2 separate regions of the Homo sapiens genome follow, and region 2 is linked to region 1. A link is a loop called in an ENCODE intact Hi-C map of the cell type or tissue named here. Cell type or tissue: PC-9. All regions are shown on one strand. Links, peaks and the distances in the headings refer to the core of each region. The heading gives the core; the rest is flanking DNA. Region 1 overlaps PARD3B (par-3 family cell polarity regulator beta). Region 2 has its middle 19 kb from the start of PARD3B.

Region 1 (8,340 bases), core at 124-8,123:
TGAGTTTAAACCCAAATTTTCTTTCATTGCAGTGCCTGGATACCTGTGTATTGGATGAGCAGTTGAGTACTGATGCTTTCCCCAGGGAGCACTGCCAGTGACTTGCCCTACAAGTCAGGCCTCCTTTTAAGTCAGGCCTAGTAGTGAGCAGTGATTCTTCCTAGTAACAACTGATAGATTGAGGGACATTTTTGAAGCACTCAATTCCTCAGTTTCTTTTCCATTATACTTTTTTGTTAAATTAGGAACAGGTAGTAACCCTTCCTCTTTCCCCATCTCAAACCCAAAAGAATGTCCCCAGGAAGATTACCCAGTGACATTCACAGTAAAGGTGAATAAATGTTAGTGTGAATCCACAAGGCTGGTGTTAACGGTTTTTCCCTTCCCCTTTGCTTGTGTTTCCCACCTGCTGAATAAGAATACCTGAAGAAGTGTCAAGAAGATGCTGCTGTTGAAGGCCTTGGAGTCCCCGAGATGCAACTTACTTTCCCCTTTAAAATATCTAAACAAGACATTTAATATTGAAACCAAGTACCTCATGACCAGAGGCAGAATGAGCCACAATATTCAGGAACCATTTCCTCATCTCCATCTGGAATACAGTACTCTGCTATAGGGGTTTTCAAACTTTTGTTCACAGGACCTCTTTGCTGTCTTAACTCCTTGAGAACCCAAATGAGCTTAAGTATATGTGGCTTATATTTATCAATATTTTGGATTAGATATTATAACTAAGGGATTCTAAATTATTTAACAAATTTATTTAAAAATAAACCCATTACATGTTGATGAAATAATATATTTTTATGAGAAAATAACTATCTTCTAAGAACAAAAATCTTTACTGAAAAAAGTATTGTTTTACATTTTCACAGATTTCTTTAGTGTCTGATTTAAGGGAAGACAGCTGGATTCTTATATCTCCTTCTGCATTCAATCTGTTGTGCCTATTTTGGTTTATGTAGAAACTGGGCCTCATACAAATATGTAGCTGGAAAAGAAAGGATCATTTTAATACTCTTTTCAGGTAATTTTGGGTATTCTTCTCTAATACTGTACTAAAACTTGACAAATGGTAGTTTCTTAAGGATTTCTTACAAGGGAGAAAATGAAACAATATCAATGAACTTTCTGTACTGTAAAATACACTGGTCTATCTTGCATTTTGAATGGAACTGTTATCCACACGTGATTTTGTAACATCATACATTTGTCCCTTGGAAAATATTCATAGATTGAGTTATGCAGATCTTCCAAATAGTGACAGATTTTATTATTTGTTATCAAAATCATTGCATTTATTAATATTACCACTGATCTTATCAGAAAGGTTCTTCAGTACTGGGAAGCTGTCAAGCTCATGGTGGCAAATACAAGTTGGCAAAAATTCTAATTTTCCTTTGAAAGCTGGAATTTTATTATTGGCAACAGATACAGTGAGTTTTCATTGAAGTAATGGGCTTACTTTATATATTTTCAAGAAAATCTTTGCCAAATAACCAGTCTGGAAAACCATCATCTGCCTTTCAGTCATTCATTCAAATAAAAAAATGGTGTTCCATGAAAACAGCAGGTGGTTCAGCTTGCAACATAATCACACAAGTTCTTTTTCTTTGCAGAACCATCATACATCAGAAGTGCTTCATGTGTACTTCCTATTTTGTCACATAGAATATTAAAGATACGTAAGTTCAAGGGTTGAGGTTTAATAACATTTATAATTGTTATTGCTTGGTTACAGACCTTGAGTGAAACTGCCTGTTGTTTATGTTTTGAACTGGTACTGGGTAGTGGTAAAAAACAAAATGACTATTCATATAGTTGGGTGCCTCTGCCATTATTCATGCTAAGACACCAGCAGTTTGACCCGCCATCAGTCCAAATGGCAACACAGTAAATAAGGCCAATAACATGATAGAATTATTATGGAAATAGCTTTGACCTTTTGGACTTGAGACCCCCAAGAGTCTGTGGACCAACTTTAAAAACTGCTGTTCTATTACATATTTTCCAAATGCCTGGTTTGCATTATCAGATTTACTCTCATACTGTAACCCCATTATACTTCATCAAGAAGTGGGGCTATGCTACCTTTCCTCCCTTATCCAAACACCAAAACTAACCATATAGGTATCTTTACATTTGCCACATTTTAGTAATTCCTTATCCCAGTTCGCCATGACGAACATGTAGACATGAGCTTAATCCAAGCTGTAACCATGGTTACTGTTTTCCCCAGGCTGGCCCTACTTGTTGGGCCACAGCTGGCTCGTACCTGCTGTCTTGCCCATTGCTGCCCACCCTGCCATTCTCATGTGAGCTAGCCTCGGCTTCCTGAGGTTCCCTATGAGGTATCCTGAGCTCTGCATGGACACATCCTTCTACTGAATTTTAGTGCCATGACAGTGAGAATATCACCCGCATCCCTTAGTTGCAGTGTCAGTGCTTAAAGGTATTTGCTGAACTTACAATCATATTGGGAAATGTGAGTATTAAAGTCAAAACACTTCTGGAACCTAAACTCATACCTATTGTACTGATTTTTACCAGATAAAGGAAATGATGACACTTATTAGTTGGCTTGGATTTTAAAATATAAAGATCGTATTGAAGGTAGATGGATAGGAGGTGAAGTATTTGAAATGCGGCATTGGACCTGGGCTTACAAACTCCAGGTGTGATTCCTCCTCTTACCAGCTCTTTCACCTTCTGTGAGGTGAGCTACCTCTTTGAGCCTTATTTTTCTTGTCTGTAGGAGAGTGTTAATATTTACCCGTAAGTGTTGTAGGGAAGATTAATCTCGTTTTGTAGATAGCAGCTACCATACTGTGTGGACATAGTAGATAACTATTTTAAAAATCATAATTTATAAATTTGGTAATTAGACATTTACAGATCTGATTTCAGCTGTCATATACGGTTGCATTATTATAGTGTGAATTCATGCCCCCATGATTTTAAAAAGTGGTGTTTTTGGCATGTGTGCATTCGCTGAAGTTGTAAAACACATTTTTTAAGTGTACAAGTAATGGACAGCAGATGAGAAACAGATTGCAAAAACTCTTTTCAGTATCCAAACATGACAGTAAACTCATATTGTTCAAAGAATAGGGCCCTTAATTGGGTGGGATTTTTATTTGATTTATGACCTGAGGCTAATACTGTGGCTTGGATATGTTCTAACCCCATGACTGTCTAATAGCTTACATATATGTTGGGTAGTAATGCCAGTGGATAGGTTTTATTCTGAGAACCTTCATTCTTAACTCAAATCTCAAAAATAGATGACAAGGCAGAAAATATTTGGGGTGATAAGATTGAATATGGAATAGAGCATCAATTGCTTGCTCTCAGATACTAGTCTTTTTTGTTTTTCAAGTAATGGAGAAACCATATATTATTTTCATCTGGGAGTGTCTGTTGTGTTTGCATGCACCAGATGAGCTGGAGAAGTTGTGGCCTGCAAGTAACATAAAGCAAATAAAATTTTTGCCAGACGGGGCATAACTAAATGCTTACCACCCTCCCTGAAAGTTAGTTACGTTTTGATCATTGGTCTGCTATATTGAATGCTGATTTTTTTTTCCAGTTTGACATGATAGTAAGTGACATTGCATTGTATAAAAAGGATATTTTTATTTACACACACTTAAAAATGGATCCTGGGTTTTAAGGAAATTTCCTTTTAAGCACATTTTGGCTCTGGTAAAATCTATTCTGAAGAACTTATAGGCAAATAGCTTTTGAGAATTTGGACTCATTAGCAGGGCTTATTTCTTTGGCTATATTTCCTGATAATAGTTTTCTGTAAGCTATGTGAATGTCAGAGAGCAGAAATAGTCAGAATTTTTCTTCTGAGCTCATTAGTGAATGCATACAGGATGAGGTAGCCTGAAACAGTTTGAGGTATAATCAGTGTCTTCTCACTCTCTCCTTTTCTTTCATCTCATTCTTTACCATGTTTGTTGGGCATTAGTTTAAAAGCCTAGCATTTAATAGGAACTTTGGCATATGTAAATATTTTCTAGGTTCAGTTTTAGCAAATCCGTTGCTCTCATGAAGACTGTAGAGAAAATGTTTGTACTGATTTAGGAATGTTAAGAATGTGGTGGGGAGTGGCTCTTCAGAATACTGCAGTGTGGTAATCATGTTTGTGGCTATGATTTTCTTGTTTTTGTTTTTTTTTTTGTCTTTGTTCTTTCATCTCAGCTTTTCAAAATCTTTAGAAAATATAAGATATTCCCATTTTAGGGTTTAGAAAATGACTCAAATATATGCATATAGTTGTGAAAGGTGTTGAGATAGCCTCAAATAATAAGCTATATCTTTTGACCATATTATAGGTGGGGTCTCTGCCTGGGAATGACCCACCCTCAAGCTGTTTGGCTCCTGTTAAAAGGACTAGAAGGGCTCTGCCAGAGGAACAAGGATGCTCTTCCTGGTGTGGCTCTTCTGTGGCATCTGGTTCAGGGCTGTGGTCCCACTCCCAATGGCAGATTTTCTTATTTTAGAGGGAGTGAGTCACATTCCTCAACCAGTGGATGAAAAATTCCAGCCATTCCAATTATCCACGCCTATGATCCCTTCTGTTTTACACAGATCATTGAGTCCCAACTCACTAGACCAAGACTCAGGGAAATCATGCTATGATCTTGGCTGTGCCATTGGCCAATTTTGTGACCTCAGGGAGTGTGTAAAATCTGGGTCTCAATTTCCTCATCTGTAAAATGAAGTAATTAGAAGAAAGGCCCTTTTTGATGACACAGTCTGTGACCTCTAACTGGTAATTTTTATAAGTATTCTCACAAGAAAGCTGTGGTTGCAAGAAACTAGAAATTAGTGGGATAAATGAGATCTAACATAGGCATCGATTAGCGTACTTCTTACCAAGTTTTAGAGGGCTCCAAGGAATATCTTGGGCTGTATATGTGATATAGCAAACTTTAAAGAGTTTGTGACTGTGACATTGTCCTCTCACAGAGTATAAAGCTGTTCAGTAACTATTTATGGAATGATGAATGAGTTTGCCTGATGCCTACTGGTATGAATTTTCCTTCTTGAACTTACTCTGGTACTAACCATTCTTTGTCTGAATATGATGATCTTTTCCATGCAGCAGTCACCAGTAGTAATGGACTTGACTGCCTGTGGAGCCCAGGCAATCTTTATAATGATGGATTGGGCTCTCAAGTGGGGGAGTAAAGCATTTTAAGTTGATGAAGACATTGCCCCTGCTCTTGAGAAAGAAACAAATAAGCAACTAATCATAGAGGCAAAATGAAATAATAGATGTAATCAAAATGTGAACAAGGTAATGGTGGGTGCGATGGAATAATAAATTAATTCTAATTGGAGAACTGAGGAAGGATTCATATGTGAGATGAAGAGTCATGAAGGTTGGACCTAGAGAGATACTCTCTAATATTAAACTAGAGAGGGAAAAATAAAAGGTAATTTCAGCAAAGGAGAAGGGCTTTTTGGATTAAAGCAGTAGTAGGACTCCAAATATGTCACTATAGGAAGGGCATGGAATATTTGGAGAAAAGTGAGTCGATGTAGAGAAACCAATAGGTGGCTATTGCTGTAGTGAGAGCAAGAGATGATGGTTAACTTGGCCCAGAGAGTAGTTGTAAGAGTGAAGGGAAGTGAACAGCTTGAGATAGATTTAGAAGATAAAGTCAATAGAATTTGTCGATGGATATCATAAGGGGGGTTATAGAGAGGGGTATAGATGAATCCTAGAATTTTGGCTCACACAAGTGGGAAACTATCACCATTTGCTATGAAAAAAAAACACCTAAGGTGTAGAATGCCATGCACTCAGTTTTGGGCATGTAGGTTTAGGCATCTATGTTGAGATGTAAGGTTGGAGCCCTCAGTAATAAGTCATGGTAGAAATGTGTTTGGGAGCCATCCAGGTTAAAGTCCTAGCGGTAGATGAGCTTACTGGAGAGAAAACAGAGATATGGAAAAGTAGAGTCATGTATCTAGGACTGAGTGAACATTGAGGGATTTGGATGTAAAGGCTGAGCAGAAGATGCTGATTGACAAAGGAAACTGAGAACTGGACATATGCATTGAATGGTGTGAATATAAGGGAGACAGCTTATGTCCGGATACCCATCTGGGAGAGAGGATGAGGAAATGCTGAGTAGGCCATGGTAAGGCAAGAGAATGGCAGAAAGACTTAATCATGGGTGTTATAAAAATTACTTAGGAGTGGTCTTAAAATTACTGGGGATATTTCTCTTTGATTAGAGTTCACTAGGCTGGAATCTTCATAAAAGCAGGGGCTGTGTTCCCTTGTTCATTACTGTAACTGCAGCAAGCTCAGTGCCTCTGCATAGAAATCACCCAATACATGATGTTGGCAAATGCTCAAATATTTGTTTTTTTTAAACTCAATTTTTTTACCTTAAATATTTTTTTTTACCTCAAATTCCTCAGATATCATGTGTTTTCCTTGACTCTGAATATTACCTCCATGCATATAACTTACCAATGTGTATGTCCTAGGTCTGACCTCTCTTCTGAGTTCCAGTCCCAGATTTTTAGCTGCCTGTTAGACTTCTTTACCTGGATCACTTGGAGGCATCTCACATTCAATTAAGGCAAATACTGAACTTGACTCACATTTTCCACCTTCCCATTCTGTCACTCATGCTTTCTTCTTTGTTACAGATCTTATAATGGACTCTCTTCTAGTCTAATTTTTTGTGTGCATGTGAATGTGTGTGCTTGTGTGTGTGAGAGCCTCTGCCTTCCATGGGGGAGTCACAAATAGTGAAAAAGGCAGTCACACATAGTGAGAAAAGGCAGCGCTTTCATAGAATCTTTATATTCCCACTATGCCTTATGCTGTGCCTTTCATGTAGTCACACTAAATAACAGTTTGGTTTAAATCAGGGTTTGTTAACAAGCCATATAAATTTTTGGACTCTGCCTTTTAGCATGTGAAAGACTTGTGAAGATTTCAAAGACAAATAAGAAAAAGTATGCCTAACGAGGTGTATATATAAAGAGAGTTAAAACATTGGTGATTCTTGTATGGACAGAAGAAAGCAGGGGATCATTTGATAATAAACCTACATTTCTGTTGTGGAAGGAGGTGTAAATAAATGAAAAGCCTTCTTTCAAGTCTATGAAGTCTTATTTACTGTGGAGGCATTCTAATCATTTCCCCAATCTGAAAGGACTGAATAAGCAGGAGAGAGAGGAGAGAGTTGGTCTGGAAATATTTTCCCCATGGTGAGCATAGCTCTAAAGGTCAATGGATGGACTGATGCAGTCAGCTGGTGACACTTGAATGGCCTTACCCAGCTGGCATCTGTTCTGATTGATTAGCGCTTCTGTGCTTTAGATTAGAAGTTATTATTGAAATATGTGTTTGGCTCACTTTGAATTCTTATTGACTCAGTTAGTTTACGTTTCATTTCAATTCTAGATTTTCCATCTCTGTTTCATACCTCTGTTGTCTCATGGACTGTTTAAAAACTAATGCTTTCCTTGAGTAAGATTCTCCAGAATGTCAGGCCCAGAAGTTGAATTTGACTCAACGTTTCCTGAAGATTGGACTTCTAAATTAACACTAAAAGTTTCCGAAGATATGTTTTTTAGTTACGTCATCAGCTTAATTTGTAACCCTTTTCATTCCAAATACATCTCTGAGGTAAGTCTTCTAGCACACTGACTTTTATTTACATTTAATTCGGAATATTCTTAGTGCTGTTAAGACACCTTTTTCATAAAAAAGACAATACATTCCGTCCTTATGGTTGGCAGAGTAACACCATCTGAAAGATGTCTACTTCCTAGTCCCTAGAACATTTGTATATGTGATGTTACATGACAAATGAGAATTAAGGTAACATATGAAATTAAGATTGGTCAGTTTACTTTAAGCTAGAGAGATTAACCTGGTGGGCTCAGTGTAATCACAGGGGTCTTTATTTGTGGAAGAGGGAAGCAGGAGAGAAGGTCAGACTTGACTGGCCATTTATGGTTTTGAAGTTGGAAGGGACCAAAGAGCTAAAGAATGTGGGCAACCTCTTCAGAAGGTAGAAAAAGCAAGTTAATGAATCCTCCCTTGGAGCCTCCAGAAAGGAATTCAGGTCCACTCACATCTTGATGTTCACCTAGTAAGATCCACGCCTGACTTCAGGCCTGCAGAATTAGAAGATAATAAATCAGTGTTATTGCAGTCCACTAAGTTGGTAGGTAATTTGTAACCGGAGAAATAGGAAACCAGTAGAACCCTTCTTTATTTCAGTTTGGTGATATGAATGTGTTGCTTCTTACATTCTAGATACCAGGCATTTATAATTTTTCCTAGAAGAGTTA
Region 2 (8,340 bases), core at 324-8,323, 140 kb before region 1:
ACCACATCAACCTGCTTCCTTGCAGAAGCCTCCAGAGGCAGTGCTTTCAGACTAAGTATGCATGAAGGTATGAATCTTGACCCCACCACTTTCTAGCTGCGTAAACTTGAGAAAGTATTTGACCTCTTTGAGCCTTGACTTCTGCATTTCTAAAATGGAAAGTAGTGTTTGTTATTCTGTATTTGGCCCCCATCCCCCAAAACAAAGCCATGCACATAGCCTCAGTGAGACTTGCTTGGGTTTAGCCAATGGCAGGTCAGGTTGCAAAAGAGAGAAAGGTTGGAGTATTTCTTAATCTTCTCCTTGCCTCTCAACACTGCAGATCTTCACCTGGCCACAACCCTTCAAGATCAGCTCTGGCAGTGGCTCTTTCTCCATGGTGGTAGCAATCACTGGGCCCCCGTAACACCGTTCCTCCCCTTGCCCTTTCAGTCCTCAGGCAGCCCACCCTCTTGCTACTCTCTGATATCTCACCCTAACTGATATGTGGGTTTAGTAATAATAAGTACTTTCTAGGGTTGTGGATTGGGAATTAAGGTAATACTATGGGAAGAGCACTTAAAACAAGGACTGAGACTTAAGAGCTCAACAGCCATTAGCCATTGTCACTTTGTTCTTCTTCCATCCTTGGAGCCTTAGTTTTCTGACTTTCTTTCCACCTCAGCCTAGAAATCGGCCATCAGCTCCCTTTTACTCCTGTCTATTCCTGCGCCCACCACCACCCACACCCAGCTTCTGAGACCCTGGGTTTTTTTGACTCTCCAGTAGGGACTTTGGACAAGACTGCACATTTCTAAAAATAGCTTATTCATACTGTTAAACAAAATCAATCTTAAAAATTACTCACAAGATTAGAAAATACATATCATTAACTCTCATTTATGAATTATAGCTTTAACATATGTATGCAGCAGCGTAATTTGTGGAGAAATAGATGAAAAACTAACTGTTAACCTCTTAACAGGAGATTCATTCTCAGTAAATCATAAAGGGAGGAATGGATTGGGATAATAACACAGACTAGCAATGGCAGCAGTGGTAAATTTCAGTTTGTCAGATTAATTGAAGAGGCCCATAAAATACCAATAAAGTCCAGTTTTAAAAATAGTTATTAGATGCTTGAGGTTTTTCAGAAATGGATAAGCAAATATAAAACTCTTATTTTGACAGAGCGTAAAAATCTGCCTGTAAAAATTAGTAAAGAAGTTTGGAGCATTATATAGAAATAGAGCCAAAATAACTATTTTAAAAAAGCAAAAAGTAAATGCTTCCGTGAGATTATTTTCAGACCTAGAATTGCACAATTGTAGGAATGACTTTCATAGAAATATTCTGATAGGATACCAACTTAGGACTGGTTAAAAAAAATAACAGAGCCATCTCAAGCTGGGGAAAGAGGGGCTGGAACCCTGCAACTGGAGAACTAGGATATGTTAGACAGGGTTCTCCAGATAAACAGAAACAGTAGAATGTATATATATATGCAAGAGGAGATTTATTATGGGAATTAGCTCAAGCAATTGTAAACACTGAGAGGTTCCACGTTCTGCTGTCTGCAAACTGGAGAACCAGGAAAACTAGTGGTATAATTCAGTCTAATTCTAAAGGCCTATGAACCAGGGCAGCTGAAGATGTAACTCACACTCTGAGGTTGAAGGCCTGAGAATCAGGAAGACTGCTGGTCTAAATACTGAAGTCTGAAGACCTGAGAACTAGGGCAAGATGGATGTCCCACTCAACAAGAGAGAGATAATTTGTCCTTCCTTCACCTTTTTGTTCTATTGGGGCTCTCAGTGATGCCTACCCACACTGGTAAGGGTGCATCTTCTTAGTCCACTGATTCAATTTGTAATCTCTTCAAGAAACACTCTCAGAGATACACCCAGAAATGTTTTACCAGCTATCTGTGCATCCCTTAAGCTAGTCAATTTGACATATAAAATTAACCATTACGCAGGAAAACAGTCACAAACCACTTCCCAGAAGCACTAGCAGGGGTGGCATAACCAGAACTCATAAAAGTGTCTAGAAGCTATGAGTATCTAGTCATTGTAGTAGAAGCATAAACTGAGACTGCAATGCAGGATCTTGAAGGAATCTGCAAAGGGCCATATAAATGAAGCTGCTATGTCTAATCCTCATGGACAAACTGTAACTCAGAACTGTGCTGGGACGTGGACTCTGGGATATGTAGTTTCAGGACTCGGAAGGGTGTGGTGATGGTGGTGATAAGTTGGCAACAGACAATCTTGCAGACGTACCACTGGAGACCATTCTTGATACTTTATAACATAATTTTCTATAATTGTAACAAGAATTATATGCAGTAGGTATGTTTATCCCCATTTTATTGGGGCCAGAGAGATGTAGGAACTGGGGCCGGAGAGATGTGGTAACTTCTACAAGGTCATATTTGTCTAGCTTTCTGTGATCCTTCTTCTCTATGTGAATTATGAAAGGCCATGCTCCTTTTATCTTAAGAATCCTCCAAATTACCATTAACATAAGAGCTAACATTTTCTATCATAGAAAATAAAGTATATGAGAACGATAAGTGGGATTAGTTTGAATGAGTTTTGCAAATGAATGTCAAGAATTTATCAAGTTCTCTTTTTCAGATTAGCACTCACTGTGAGCTCATAACTGGTAGTGGCTCAGAGTGCAAAATAAATCTTATTCCCACAAGTTGAGTTTGTACTGAGTTCCAGTGAAATAATACCTTGCCTTTCAGCCACTAGAAAGTGACTTGGCTTTCCCAATGGTGAAGATAAATGAATAAAATTTAGGGGAAGAGAAGCGAGCTTCTGGAAGTCTAAGGCTGGGGATAAGTGGGGAAGTGGGGTGCATTCTTTTTTTTTTTTTTTTTTTTTTTTTTTGAGATGGAGTCTTGCTCTGTGGCCCAGGCTGGAGTGCAGTGGCACAATCTTGGCTCACTGCAAGCTCCACCTCCCGGTTCACGCCATTCTCCTGCCTCAGCCTTTCAAGTAGCTGGGACTACAGGTGCCCACCACCATGCCCGGCTAGTATTTTGTATTTTTAGTAGAGATGGGGTTTCACCGCATTAGTCAGGATGGTCTCGATCTCCTGACCTCGTGATCTGCCCACCTCGGCCTCCCAAAGTGCTGGGATTACAGGTGTGAGCCACCGTGCCCGGTCGGGTGCACTCTTAATCGGAACCAGGACTTTAATTCCACCTACTGACTCCAAGATCATCCCAAGCTGGGCCCACTCAAGAACAGACTCAGACTGGGAATTGCCTCACAATTTAACTAGTCTTCAGGACCAGAATTATTTGAAATAGTATCTGCATCTGCCCTAACAGTTGCAAGTTCAACATTCATTCTCAAACTGTAAGTTTCTCTATGACGGAGATGCAGTAAAGAAAAAGAATGGCAATTTCTGCTTGGTGTTTATGTAAATATGAAAGTAAAAGTATGCAAAGGCTAAATGCAGAGTATTGGCTGGCCAGGAAAGTCAATTAATTCAAAAGAAAAGAAAAGTGTGAGAGAATCCAGGTTAAGAGTCTGAAGGTCAAGTTGAAGGCAAAGAGGAAATGTTAATGGAAAGAAGGAGTGGAAGTGGTAAGAAGTGTATGAATGTGGTTAGAGGGCAATTTCAGAAACCAAAAGCTTTGAGAGGGAGCAGTTTAAAAAGACATGAAGGTCTAGTGTATGGATGAATGAGTAGGTGCCTGAGGTCAAGTTAAGTTGAAGGTTACAGGCACCTAGCAAACTCAGAAATGATATGGGCAGGCCAATGCATATTGATGGTGAAGTAACTGGTATTGTTAATCATGTCAGCCATACTCTCTATTCTCTGGTCCTCCTCACCCTCTATTCCACCCACCATGCTAATCCTCAGATTACTGTCAGAGACAACCGTATAACCATGCTGATGGGCTCTGTTGGAAATGTACGGTTCTTGAACTTCATTGAGTTCATAGTCATGCTTAGCAACCTTCAGGTCACCCAGTCAGTTCACCTTTTAATTCACAGCAATATCTCCTTGAAACTCAAAGCCATGTACCCTTCATGCTGCCACTCTCATTCTCAATAGACCACCTTACCTCCAACCTCACAGAAAAAAGGCGATCAGGCAGAACTTCCTTAAAACCTTCCTTTTCCTATTCAAACTTACCCATCATTTTAGCCATCCTTATCTCTTTCCACTTTTTGCTTAATCTAACCTATTCTAAGACTTGCTCCATGAATTACACCTCTAGCTTTTATCCATGATATCTACTTTTCTACTGGATTCCTCCCCAGGGCTATAAATGCAACCACGTCTACTTCACCCTAAAACAAATATTCACCTGTCTATGACCACTTATGCTGCCACCACATCCTTTTCTTCCTGTAACAGCCTTTTTTTGTTTGTTTTTGTTTGTTTGTTTGAGACAGAGTCTTGCTCTGTCTCCCAGGCTGGAGTGCAGTGGCACAATCTTGGCTCACTGCAATGTCTGCCTCCTGGGTTCAAGCTGTTCTCCTGCCTCAGCCTCCCAAGTAGTTGGGATTACAGGAGGGTACCACCACGCCCAGCTAATTTTTGTATTTTTAGTAGAGATGGGGCTTCACCATGTTGACCAGGCTGGTCTCAAACTCCTGACCTCAGGTGATCTGCCTGCCTCAGCCTCCCAAAGTGCTGGGATTACAGGTATGAGCCACTGTACCTGGCCAACAGCCCATTTTATAAAGCCTCACTTTCTTTGTTCCTCACCAGTCATTCACTCCAGCAATTCATTGAAACATGCAGCAAACATGACAACTAAAATCTGGTTTATGCATCCACTACTCAACTGAAACTCTACCAAAAAAGACTACTTCCAACTTACCTGCCACATTTAGTCCTCATCTTTCTCATCCCTGTGAGACTTTTGTGACCATACTCGTTGGAATCTTCTCCCACATTAGCCTTAGAGGCATCTGTCACTTCTTGGTCTTCTTGAACCTCTCTATCCATTTGTTCAGGGTCTCCTTGGAGAGTCTTCTCCTTCCCTTTAAATGGTATTGCTCCCCAGGGCTCCTCTTCAATCTTTCTTTCTTGTTTTACATACTGTCTCATCAGTGACATCAAATCCTGTGAATTGAATCATACACATGATTCTAAAACCTAGATTCAGCCCCAATATCTCCTCTGAGCCAGTTTCCCAATTGCCTACTATTTTTATCCATTTTCCCTGCAAGCACTTCAAATTCAACACATTCAAAACAGAACTCATTAATTCTCCCTTGTGTTAGCCTATTTTTCTGTTGCTGTAAAGAAATATCCAAGACTGGGTAATTTATAAAGAAAATATGTTTAATTGACTCATGGTTCTTCAGGCTGTACAGGAAGCATGGCACTGGCATCTGCTTTGCTTCTGGTGAGTCCTCAGGGAGATTTTACTCATGGAAGAAGGTGAAGTGGGAGTGGGGGTGTCACATGGCCAGTGAGGAAGCAAGAGAAAGGAGAGATGCCACCCTCTTTTACAACTAGATTTTGCATTAACTCAGAACAAGAACACACTCATTATCATGAGGACAGCACCAAGTCATTCATGAAGGGTCTACTCCCCAAACACCTCCCACCAGGCCCCACTTCCAACATTGGGGATTACACTTCAGCATGAGATTTGGAAGGGACACACTTCTAATCTATATTACCCCTACACCAGATTTTTGTCTTTTGTAAGATTTCTCCCCAGAAAGGAGAAAGTGAAGGAGGCTAGATAAAATGAACAAATTAAGAGTCTTCAGCATGAAGAATAAGAAGGGAGGAGGGGAAAGGGTTCCTAAAAATTACAGCCAGCATTTATTGCCTATTTCATATATGCCAGGCATTGAGTTAGGCAGTTTTCACAGATCATTATCTTGTATGCTGTCACAGCCATCTTGTGAGGTGCTGTGGTAAGCAAAATAATGGTCTCCTAAAGATGTCTAGGTCCTTATCCCCAGAACCTGTGAATATGTTACCTTATATAGCAAAAAGGACTTTGCACATGTGATTTTGTGGGTGAAGGATTTCGCACATGAGATTAAGTGAAGGATATTGAGATGAGATGATTATCCTGATTATTTGGGTAGGCCCAATGTAGTCCAAATGGCCTTATAAGAGGGAGGCAGGGGGTCAGAGAAGGAGATGTGAAGATGGAAGTAGAGGGTGGAGTGATAGGGTCATGAGCCAAGGAATGTGGGCAGCCTCTAGAAACTGTAAAAGGCAAGGAAGAGATTTTTCTCTAGTGCCTTCAGAAGGAATACCTTGAAATCAGCCCTGTAAGAACCATTTTAGACTTCTGAGCTTCAGACTGTAAAATAATACATGTGTATTGTTTTAAGCTACTAAGTTAGTGGTAAATTGTTACAGCAGCATGTGTACTAGTATTAGCTCCACTCACACACAAGGAAATTAAAGCCTAAGGACTTAAATAATTGCGCTGAGGTCACACAACTAGTAAGTGGTAGAGCTGGGATTCAAACTCAGGTAATCTCAGCTGGCCACCTCATGCTCTTAACTGCAATGCTATGTGCACGCAATGCCTGCAGATCTAGAGAGGGCTAGCTTTGTTTCCAGGACAGAGCTATGGATTCAAGTTAGAGTCAACCAATTAAGAGACTCGACAGAAAAATGAAGAATAAGAGAAGAGAAAGCTGGGCTATCTGTTCTCCCAGTTATGTGGCACATTTGGTGTCTCTGGAGCCTGGTGCACTGGGTGACGACTGTGCCACTTAACCTGTGGCCACAGATTCTGTGGGGTAGTGCTATCCCACAGCTGTGCCTCTATCCAGGATCTGGTATCTGCCCTGTCCTCTTGCCTTCTCAGGCCTCCGGGCATTAAGCTTCTTGCTCGCTAATCTCTGTACACTCTCCCTTGTTGGCTCCCTTCACCCTGCCCACACTTGCAAATTGTTCCCACATTAAACTCTTTTCAATTAACCCTTTAAGTGAACCATCTGTTTCCTGCCGGGTCCCTGACTGGTATGATGTTCAAGGTGAGGATGCAACAGCTGCAGAAAAGTTGACACAGTGGCATCAGCAGATGGTCAGTGTTCAAAGAGCAGAGGTAGTTGCATGATGGCAGGATTATTGTATGGGAAACAGAGCTGGGTCTAGATAAAGTGATTTGGTCAGAGACATTTTCAGGAAAGGTGATGATGTTACCCAAAAGTCAGAGTTCAGGTGGGGTAGCCAGAGCATTATGGAAGAAGTCGAGTTTACAGTATCCCAAATATAAACGTTGTTAGTAGTTTTGCAACTTCCAGTGGGAAATTTGAAGAGTGGGCTGACCGTGTCAGTTCAGAGGAGTTTTTATTAGACTTACAGATGTAGAGGTGCATTCATGGGTGCAGTGCCATTACATGTTAAAGAATTGTTTCATTACTATGTTTGGACAACACTGTAGAGTGTCTTGCCATGTCCCTAGGGTTGGGTAACTCTGCTTTAGGTGTAGGCCCCAGCCTCTGCTTGTTGCCCCTGTTCAAACTTGGATGCCTTCTGCTGTACTGACCAGATACGTATCCCTCAATCTGAGCCAGGAGCACTTTTACTTTCTGAATCGGACTAGTTTTCAGTTTCCCTGCCTCTGGGCAGGTTAGGCCAGATGGTAGACACACCTCTGCAAATGGACTTCTTCAAAGGCCGCACTTTGGCCTTGGGAGTGTGAGACTTTGGCAGAGTGATTTGAGCAATAAAACCTTACATATGCACAGCATATTTTTTTCAAGGAGTTTGGATATTTCCTACCATAGTGAATGTCAGGGACAAAAGGCAAAAGATTGGGAAGCTGTCTCATAGCTAGATTCAATTCCCTTATTGTCCCTGACTCAAGGTGTGGAGTGGTGTTTTCCTCGCCCACGAGGTTGTAGGAATTTACCTTACTATACTCTGCTTCTCCCCATCCCCCCACAAAAAAAGAATGATAGCGTTGTCCAAAGGTACTTTCCAGGGGTTCTGTCAGTTAGGAAGTCAGAGGCAGTTCTTAGCCTGTGCATCTGAGCATAAAAGCTTTTCAGTGCCCACAAATAGGGAAGTCTGAGAAATTGGCTCAAGCCAACTAAATCTACTAAAAGTGAAGTCTAAATCAGAAAGCACTATTGAAAAGTCTTTTGTCTCATGTCAATTCTCATAACAATCCTGAAAGGTATGTAGGATCTCTTATGAATTCCCATTAAGACAAGGAAACTGAGACACAGAAAGGGTGAGTCACTTGTCCAGAATCCCACAGGTAGTAGGTGGCAGAGCCCAGCTCGGGACCCAGACATCCAGTTCAGTAGCCTGTGCCAGTCTTCAAGGTGGTACTTAGACAAGACATTCATGAAGTAGTATTTGGATCACACATTTTCTCCCTGAGGCAAACAGATGGAA

What was found. Peaks named below come from ENCODE experiments on the same cell type or tissue, not always from the same donor. Only the 100,000 strongest peaks of a DNase experiment are listed, where the experiment ranks them.
Region 2: a loop joins it to region 1, with 19 times the contacts of the local background. A loop is called at or near these places in 2 of 110 quality-filtered maps.

The regions. Positions count from the first base shown.
Region 1 is chr2:204,660,934-204,669,273 of GRCh38, forward strand. All of the region lies in intron 1 of PARD3B (par-3 family cell polarity regulator beta), which reads left to right. LOC124907968 (a long non-coding RNA gene) reads right to left here. Exons shown (of 2, transcript XR_007088057.1): 2 at 7,930-8,163. Among named protein-coding and RNA genes, the nearest start is that of PARD3B, 120 kb to the left of the region's middle. RefSeq lists an enhancer at 3,795-4,362. In PC-9, for the core only: no CTCF peak of the experiment used is centred there; DNase peaks (open chromatin) are centred at 4,098 and 4,548; H3K27ac peaks cover 2,003 bases.
Region 2 is chr2:204,522,430-204,530,769 of GRCh38, forward strand. No RefSeq gene overlaps it. Among named protein-coding and RNA genes, the nearest start is that of PARD3B, 19 kb to the right of the region's middle. In PC-9, for the core only: no CTCF peak of the experiment used is centred there; no DNase peak of the experiment used is centred there.